2 separate regions of the Homo sapiens genome follow, and region 2 is linked to region 1. Evidence: chromatin loops called from intact Hi-C (ENCODE). Cell type or tissue: heart right ventricle. All regions are shown on one strand. Each heading gives the region's core, and the rest is flanking DNA. Links, peaks and the distances in the headings are about the cores only.

Region 1 (4,382 bases), core at 108-4,107:
ACATGGCTGGTCTGGATGTTCCCAAGGATGTATTGCAGGTGGCAGGAAGGACCGTGGACCCAGCGTCCACTTTCCCAGGGGTCGATCATAAAACAATTTGCACCATGGTACTGGGGGCCAGAAGGGCAAAAGGGAGCCATGTGATCAAAATAATCTTTCCTAGGCCAGGCGCGGTAGCTCACACCTGTAATCCCAGCATTTTGGGAGGCCAAGGCTGGTGGATCACTTGAGGCCAGGAGTTCAAGACCAGCCTAACAAAACCCTGTCTCTACTAAAAATACAAAAATTAGCCGGGCGTGATGGTGTGCACCTGTAATCCCAGCTACTTGGGAGGCTGTGGCACGAGAATCACTTGAACCTGGGAGGCGGAGTTTGCAGTGAGCCAAGATTGTGCCACTGCACTCCAGCCTGGGCAACAAAGTGAAACTCTGCCTCAAAATAATAATAGTAATAATAATAATCTTTCCAACAGGTAAAATATTTTCAAGCTGAAGGAGTGGAAGTACTGGCTAGTCATATGTATAGATCATCAAAGAACAAGGATGAGCTTCTGGAAGCGAATTCTGGCAGCTGGGCTTACCTGCTACTCCCTGGGAGCTTTTTGACGTCCTTATTATTATTATTATTTAATTTTCTGTCCTGAGTAGCTGGGGCTACAGGTGCTTACCACTACATCTGGCTTTTTTTTTTTTTTTTTTAGTACAGACAGGGTCTTTCCCAGGCTGGTCTCAAACTCTTGAGCTCAAGTGATCCTCCCGCCTCAGCCTCTCAAAGTGCTGGGATTATAGGTGTGAGCCACCTTGCCTGGCTGAGATTTCATCAAGCTACTTAGAACATCGTGCAACTTAGAATTCATGAATTGTTTATTTCTGGAATTTTCCATTTAATATTTTTGGACCTTGGTTGACCGAGGGTTACTGAAACCTCAGAAAGCAAAACTGTGGATAAGGGAGGATTACTATACTGCCATTAAGTTGTATTTTAAAAATAATTTCAAAAATTGTATTCAAGTAATATGTGTATTCAATTAAAATTTCATCCCTTCAATGTTTTATAAGTAATTCAAATACCAGAGTGGTAACCATCTTCTAAGAATATTAGCTACAATCCCAATCACTGTTTTTCAAAAAGATGTTGTCAGTCCTGCTTCTGAAATTTCTCTCCAACAGGCCTCCTCCTCCCATTCCCACTGCCCCAACCCAGCCAGGCCCTTACCTTGCACTGCTCCGGGACACCAGCCTCCAATCTGAGGGTTTCCTGGTGTCTGGGCTTCCATGCAGCTGTCAGAGTGTTCTTCCTGAAAAGAAACTCCATCTGTGCCATTTTCCGAGCAATACGTTTTACTGGGTTGTCCTGTAGCCTTCAGGATAAAGTACAAATTCCTGAACATGACACCTCGGATGAAGTCCGTCCCCTCCTTCCCAGATTACCACCTGCCCCTTTGACCCTGCCCTTTGGTCATCAGCCACAATCAGCTGCTGTCTCCACCAAGCCTCACCAGCTCTCCAAGCCTTCACCCATGATGCTGTCTGCCTGGACTGCCCTCCCTCCCATTCCTCTGCCTACAAGATCCGATATGCGCTTCAGCCTCCAATGTTAGCTCACCAAAATCTTCCCTTTGAATTATGAATGCAGCTGGCTGCAAACTCCTCCAAGTGACCAGAGTGTCCTATAATCACGTCTATTATAGCATCTTTGATTTAGGGGGTGATTTTTGTTTTTTTTGTTTGTTTGTTTGTTTTTCTTTTTCTTTCTTTCTTTTTTTTTTTTTTTTTTTTTTTTGCATTTCTGTATTTCCTAAGAGAATGTGAATTCCTAGAATCCTAGGAATTCTCATCTGATTTTTATTCCCAACGTCTAGCACTATGCAAAGCAAAAAGTAGGTACCCAATAACTGCTTTTGGAATGAATAAATGAATCAATGAATGGTACCATGCAGCTGCCAAAGTGCTTTCTGCAAAGCAACTCTGACCTTGTTGCTCTCTGAGCTGTGCTCCTTCCTGGGTGATGAGGTAACACTGGAAGCTATTAACAGATAAGAAAGAGAAAAAAAAAAGGAGGGGAGAGATCTCTGGGTCTCTGACAAATTACTTATTTTCACTGAGTTTCTGTTTCCTCATTTGTAAAACAAAAGTGCTGTCCGGATGAGCTCTGAAGGCATCTTCCAGTTCTCAAATTCCAGCCTGCTTGGCTCCTGAACAACTTTCCCAGAGTCTCTGGCAGCTATAACCCAAGTCTTAGCACCATCTAGTGATAAACAGGCACACAGCGGGGAGGGAAAGCCGGGGAGTGGGGAGGGCGGATAAGAGAAGGAAATGCCAACTTTAATTATATTATGAGCCGGCAAGGAATTAGGTCAAACCTGCAAATACAAAGTTAAACCAAGAGACCTAACTTTATCCTGGGGATGGAATAAATAATTAGCTTCAGAACATGGATGAAGTAGACAATTATAGAATGCCTGAGACATGGAAAAGGCAATAAAACAATTCCTGTGTACCCTGGCCCTCTTGTTCTTTTATCAATTTACTGCTTGTTACTGTAATTAAATATTTTTCTTGGGAGGACATGTACTTTTGAAGGGCCTATGGCATGGGACTCCAATAACTCAATAAAACCACAAATTAAGTATTTATTAAGAATATATATGTATTTTCAAGTTTCTTCCTTACTATTTATTTATTTATTTATTTATTTATTTATCTGAGACAGGGTCTTGCTCTGTGGCCCAGGCTGGAGTGCAGTGGCATGATCACGGCTCACCGCAACCTCGAATCCCTGGGCTCAGGCGATTCTCCCACCTCAGCCTCCTGAGTAGCAAGGACTACGGGGATGTACCACCATGCCCAGCTAATTTTAAATTTTTCAGCTAGGCACAGTGGCTCACGCCTGTAAATCTCAGCACTTTGGGAGGCCAAGGTGGGTGGATCACAAGGTCAGGAGTTTGAGACCAGCCTGGCCAGCATGGTGAAACCCCGTCTCTACTAAAAATACAAAAATTAGCTGGGCATGGTGGTGCGTGCCTGTAATCCCACCTACTCAGGAGGCTGAGGTAGGAGAATCTTACCCCGGGAAATGGAGGTTGCAGTGAGCCGAGATCGCACCACTGTACTCCAGCCTGGGTGACAGAGCGAGACTCTGTCTCAAAAAAAAAAATTCCAGTAGAGATTGGGGCCGGGGAGGTCTCACTATGTTTTTGCCCAGGCTGGTCTTGAACTCCTGGGCTCAAGTGATTCTCCCACCTTGGCCTCCGAAAGTACTGGGATTACAGGTGTGAGCCCCAAGCCCAACCTCTTTACCTTTATTGGAGTGTGATAAGACCAAAATATGACTAATTAACACTATAGGAAATAAGGATAATTCTGAGAGAAGCAGCGAAACAATAACAAAATACTAGTGTCTACATTCTTTTCTTTAAAACCTACTGACCTACACATTTTTATTAACCTAGTATTTGTTTGCTAAATGACTTTCTAGTTGCCAAAAAACAAGAATAAACAAATCGACTGAACAAATGACAAAAGATAAAGAAACAATTGAGCATTGAGTAACAGAAAACTATGTTGAGATTTTGCTAAAATCTGTCCCCAGGGCTGTCCTGAGACCATCTTCTGGACAAAGCACACATGTAAAGGGGTAGGTACTTTATAGATACTTTGAGCAATAAGGGCCTTTAGGCCAGCTATGGTGGCTCACGCCTGTAATCCCAGAACTTTGAGAGGCTCAGGTGGGAGGATCGCTTGAAGCCAGGAGTTTGAGACCAGCCTGGACAACAAAGCAAGACCACATTTCTATAATTTTTTTTTTAATTAGCCAGGCATGGTGGTGTGCACCTGTAGTTCCAGCTTCTCAGAAGGCTAAGGTGGGAAGATCGCTTCAGCGCAGGAGGGTGAGGCTGCAGTGAGCTATGATTGCACCATTGCACTCCAGCCTGGGTGACAGAATAAGATACTATCTCAAAATAATAATAATAAAATAGGCTGGGTGCGGTGGCTCACGCCTGTAATCCCAGCACTTTGGGAGGCTGAGGTGGGTGGGTCACCTGAGGTCAGGAGTTCGAGACCAGACTGACCAATATGATGAAACCCCATCTCTACTAAAAATACAAAAATTAGCTGGGCATGGGTGGCACGTGCCTGTTGTCCCAGCTACTAAGGAGGCTGAGACAGGAGAATTGCTTGAACCCGGGAGGCAGAGGTTGCAGCGAGCCAATATCATGCCATCGCACTCCAGCCTGAGCGACAGAGCAAGACTCCATCTCAAATAATCATAATAATAAAATAAGGGCCTGTGAGTGGGGAGCAAGTGAAATCAGTCCTACATTTAGGCCATTTCTAAAGTGAGATTCCATTGTAATGCATAATTACATTTGCAAGTCGTAA
Region 2 (4,382 bases), core at 44-4,043, 110 kb before region 1:
CACTGTGCGGGCTGTGTGGACCATGGGCGACATCAAGGCAAGTGCCCACCCTTGCACAGGGCCTCATCTCGCCCCCCTGCCCCTGCCACCTGCCTGCCCGGGCTTGGGGCAGAACAAGAAGAGGCCACCCATGGGGGACAGTGTGGGATAGGCCATCCCTGACGTCACACCATCTGTTTCCGCCATCATCATCATCATCACAGACTGCCGTTTAGTGAGCATCTGTTTACATGCCTGGCCTTACACTCATTGCGTTAGGTGCAGTGCTGAATACCCACAGCCCCATCAGCACACCCACATTCACGTTCGTACCCCCACCCTCACCCTCACAGGGCCACACTGTCCCCCACTGCCCCACCCCTGACGGTGCTCTGTTTGCACAGACGTCGGTGGACTCCGCTGTGGCCATCAACGACCTGTCGGTGGTGGTGGACCTCCTGAACATCGTCAACCAGAAAGCGTAAGTGGCTGCAGAGGGGGAGTGGGCGGAGGGGCAGGGCTGGGCTGATGGCAGCATGTCCTGGCCTCTCCTAGCTCCCTGTGGAAGCTGGACCTGTGCACCACCGTCCTGCCACAGATTGAGAAGCTTCTGCAGAGCAAGTATGAGAGGTGCGTGTGGGGAAGCCATGCCTGCCTGAAGCAGGGGGAGGGGAGAGGTAAGAAGCCTCCTCCAGAACCATGGGAAGGACCCCCAAGAGCCTGGGTGTTCCTGTGAGCTGGCTGTGAAGCATTGCTGCCCCTCAACAGTCCGGAGGTGGGAGTGGAAACAGGCGTGTGTGGGTGTATGTGTGGGTGTGTCTGTGTCTGTTTCTGCCCCTCTCCTCCTTTGTTCCTTGCTGTTTCTCTTTCTGTCTGTGGCCCTTGGTCCATCTGTGACTTCATCCATCTCCCCCTAAAGCTACGTCCAGACGGGCTGCACCTCCCTGAAGCTGATCCTGCAGCGGTTTCTGCCCCTCATCACAGACATGCTGGCGGCCCCACCCTCTGTGGGTGTGGATATCAGCAGGGAGGAGAGGTGAGGGCAGCGCATGTGTTGGGGGCAGGGGTGCCACAACAGGTGAGGGGACAAAGGCCTGGAGGCCTGGGCCCCTCTTACTGACAGTCCTGCTGGGACAGAGTACAGAGGAGGCGTTGGTCTGGGGCCATGGCTCAGGGTGTGGGTGGGCTTAGCCAGAGCTGGGTTCCTCCATGGCCTGGCTGTGCCCACAATCCCTGGCAGGGCCTGGGTGGTTCCCCTCTGGGCCTCCGCCTTCCCTTGGGAGGAAGGGCTGGAGCAGTTAGGACAGCAAAGGCCCTGGGGTTGGGTGTGGGTGGTGGTGGTGCCAGCTAGCCCCTCAGGCACTGCCCTCTCTACAGGCTGCATAAGTGCCGGCTCTGCTACAAGCAGCTTAAGAGCATCAGCGGCCTGGTCAAGAGCAAGTCAGGCCTGAGCGGCCGCCATGGCAGTACCTTCCGCGAGCTGCACCTGCTCATGGCCAGTCTGGACTGAGGAAAGCAGTGGGCAGGGGCGCTCGGCAGCCCACAGGGCCTGGCCTCAGCCCCCACTCCTGTTCCTTGTGCACCCACTGGCCCATGAGCCTCTGCCTGGCCCCTGCTGCTGTCCTGTGGCCGTCCTGGAGGAGGTGATGCTGGTCCCTGGCCACCTCTACAGCCCTGAACTCTTGAGACAACTCTCTCCAGCAATAGCTGCCCAGCTTTGCCCAACTGTTGCTTCTTGGGGCAGCGAACTGAGCCCTGGGGCTGCTGCTGTAATTTATAAGGCAAATTTTATTAAATTTGTAACTATTCCCAGGTTTCCTTGTGGGGAATGTTTTCTGCTGGCCACAGGGCTCCCCGGGCCCAGGAGTGCCTGCCCCATGGTTTGAGATGAGGCCACACCCCCTCCAAGCCCGGGGGTGGGGCTCTGGGCCATGTGGCCAGCAGGGGGCAGCAGAGAATCAGGCCTCTGGGACAGCACCAGTTCAGCCAGTGCAGACTGGGAAGGAAGGGGAGGCGGCAACCACCCTTCCACCACTGGGTGTTGAGGTTAGGGGTGGCCCCCACCAGCCCGTTCCTCCCCACCTCAGCTACACTCAAGCTGTCTTATGGACACCCCCAGGATGCCTCCAGGGGCAGGACTAGAAGGGCACCTGCCCCTTCCTCTGAGCAGGGCTCCGATCAGCTGTCACTCCCTGCTGGAGTCCCCAGCACTGGCTGGCGGGAAAGGGCTCCCTGCTCCGTGGGCACTGCGACAGGTGGGCCCCCTCCTGCTCCCAAGGCAGGGACCAGGTACAGCCCCGCCCCGGGGTGGTCAGGGTCCTCGGCACTGGAGGAAGGTGGCGTGGACCTCTGGCCAGTTCACTGAAGAGGGAAAAGGCCAGGGCAAAGAGTGGGCAGTGGGTGGTGCCCAGCAGTAACCTGGAAGCCCAGCATGGTTTGGGCAAGGCTTTGATAGCCTTTGAAGCTCTCTCCAGCCTTAGTTTCCTTCCCATCAGTAACATGGAGGAATGCCCCTGTTGGGAGGTCAGTTATCGTGGGCACATGGTAGGTACCGCATGAGGCGACTGTGACCACAAACAACAGAGAAAGTGACCCAGGGTGGGACAGCGCAGGCTCCCCCCAGTTGTTTGTTAAGGACGCATGTCCCTAACTGACCTAGAGGACAGATCCCAGAGGGCTGTGGGGTGACCAGCCAGCGGGGGAGTCCACAAGACCTGCCAGTGCCCCGTCCCCCTAATCAGACCAAGAGGGGCTCACAGACCAACTTTTTCAGACCATACTTGTGTAAAAAGGCTTCTTTTATTTTAATAAGTAAAAATGGCTAAGCTTCCAAAAGTTCTTAAATAGGATTTCAGAGGGAAGAAAATTCGAGAGACCAGCGAGCCAGGCAGGTGAGCGAGCAGCAGAATCCCCCACCCGCTGGCTGCCTCTGCCAGCCATAAACACAGCACGGCCCCGTGGCGGGAGGCCATGCGCCTCCGCACACCCCCCAGCTGCGGGAACCCTCCTTGAAGGAGAGGGGCGGGGAGGGCTGCCATTGGTGCCACCAACCCACCCCAGTCCCCATGGTTCTTGGGTCTGCCCAGAGGCTCCTCGCCCACCCCCTAAGGAGGGGGCTGGCCAGCTCTGCAAGCTGAGGAGAGGGGCCGAGAAAGCCTGGGTGAGAGGCCCACCCTCCTCCACACTCCCGCCCTCCTCACGGGGCCCAGTTCGCTGATGGCCCAGGCCTGCCAGGAAGAGCAGCCACCCCCGCCTTTCCGCCCATGCAATTTGCACTCAGAGCCACAGCCGAGAGACACCGTTTCCTTCTGAACATGTTTCTCATCTTTGAGGGGAGACGGGGCAGAAGAAGAGCCTCCACTCTCGCCTCTACCTCCGGGGGTCCTGGCGCTGCAGCAGGGACAGGCCAGTGAGGGCCCAGCTTCAGGCCCAGCGGGGTCACATCCGTCACACAGGCAGTGGCCGCGACTTCCCTGCAGGGGCATGAGATCATCAGCCTCTTGTCCACTTGCCCACCGGCAGCCCACAGCAGTTGCCACCGAGAGCAGGAGGGAACCCAGCAAAAGCACATAGACAAGCGACAGCAGGGGCTAGACCCAGCTCTGAACAGCAGAACGTCCCAGCGCAGCCCTGCAACCCACTGCGGGCAGGCAGGCGGGCAGCCCTGGGCCACAGGCCCCACACTCACCTAGAGACTCTGCAGCCCCAGCCGTCAGGCTGAAATCAAAGTGACAGGCGTCTCACTGGTGGGCTTGCCTTGGGCCAGTACCCCACAAGACCCTGCTGCTGCTACCCCTTTGGACTCAAGGATGGGCCAGGCCCTCCCATGATCTGGGCTAAACAGGGGCTGGAGCCCTGGGTCCCGGTCCTGTGGCGGGGCTCACTCCTCACCTAGGAGGTAGGCAAGCCCGGCCCTTTCTACCCCCGGGGCAGCTGAGGCACAGGGAGGGGGCTGCAGGGGCTGCTCTGGAGGGGGCTTACTGCACAGGCTCAGCCAGCCCATGCTCAGAGAGCAGGGTCCCAGGGTAGAGTCAGCACCCCCGGCTGAGAGGCTGGGGTCTCCTTACACTGCCCCCTTCCCACAGACCTTCCATTTCCCACCTGCAGAACGGACACAGCACTGTCTGCCCTGACTACTGCCTGGGGGCAGGGGAGGTTGTAAAACAGGTTCTGGAGAAGGTGTAAGAACTTTTTAAAAAGGAAAGAAAAGAGAAAGCCCATCCAGGTAAGGGCAGCCTGGTGACTATTACCCTGGGGAGACTCCCCACCCACACTGCCACTCCAGGCTCACCCGAGGGCTGCAGCTTCCTCCGGATGGATCCAGGGCGGCTACTGGTCCCAGAGCTGGGGGCTGAGTGGGCCCGTGCCGAGGGCTGTGGCGTCTGACAAGCCGGCTCCCACTG

What was found. A loop is a pair of places that touch in the nucleus more often than their neighbours do. Peaks named below come from ENCODE experiments on the same cell type or tissue, not always from the same donor. Only the 100,000 strongest peaks of a DNase experiment are listed, where the experiment ranks them.
Region 2: it touches region 1 in a loop (21-fold over the local background); 90 of 110 quality-filtered maps call a loop at or near these places.

Annotation. Positions count from the first base shown.
Region 1 is chr16:57,861,514-57,865,895 of GRCh38, forward strand. It overlaps a transcript of KIFC3 not described here. Among named protein-coding and RNA genes, the nearest start is that of KIFC3, 61 kb to the left of the region's middle. In heart right ventricle, for the core only: a CTCF peak has its summit at 2,260 (motif pointing left); a DNase peak (open chromatin) is centred at 2,228; H3K27ac peaks cover 886 bases.
Region 2 is chr16:57,755,458-57,759,839 of GRCh38, forward strand. KATNB1 (katanin regulatory subunit B1) reads left to right here. Exons shown (of 20, transcript NM_005886.3): 16 at 1-37; 17 at 384-460; 18 at 535-609; 19 at 899-1,015; 20 at 1,357-1,787. The coding sequence ends at 1,489. KIFC3 (kinesin family member C3) reads right to left here. Exons shown (of 20, transcript NM_001130100.2): 18 at 4,271-4,379; 19 at 3,668-3,696; 20 at 2,760-3,452. The coding sequence ends at 3,692. Among named protein-coding and RNA genes, the nearest start is that of MIR6772, 15 kb to the right of the region's middle. RefSeq lists enhancers at 1,532-2,171, 1,760-2,054 and a silencer at 1,853-2,002. In heart right ventricle, for the core only: CTCF peaks have their summits at 1,921 (motif pointing right) and 2,121; a DNase peak (open chromatin) is centred at 1,924; H3K27ac peaks cover 2,221 bases.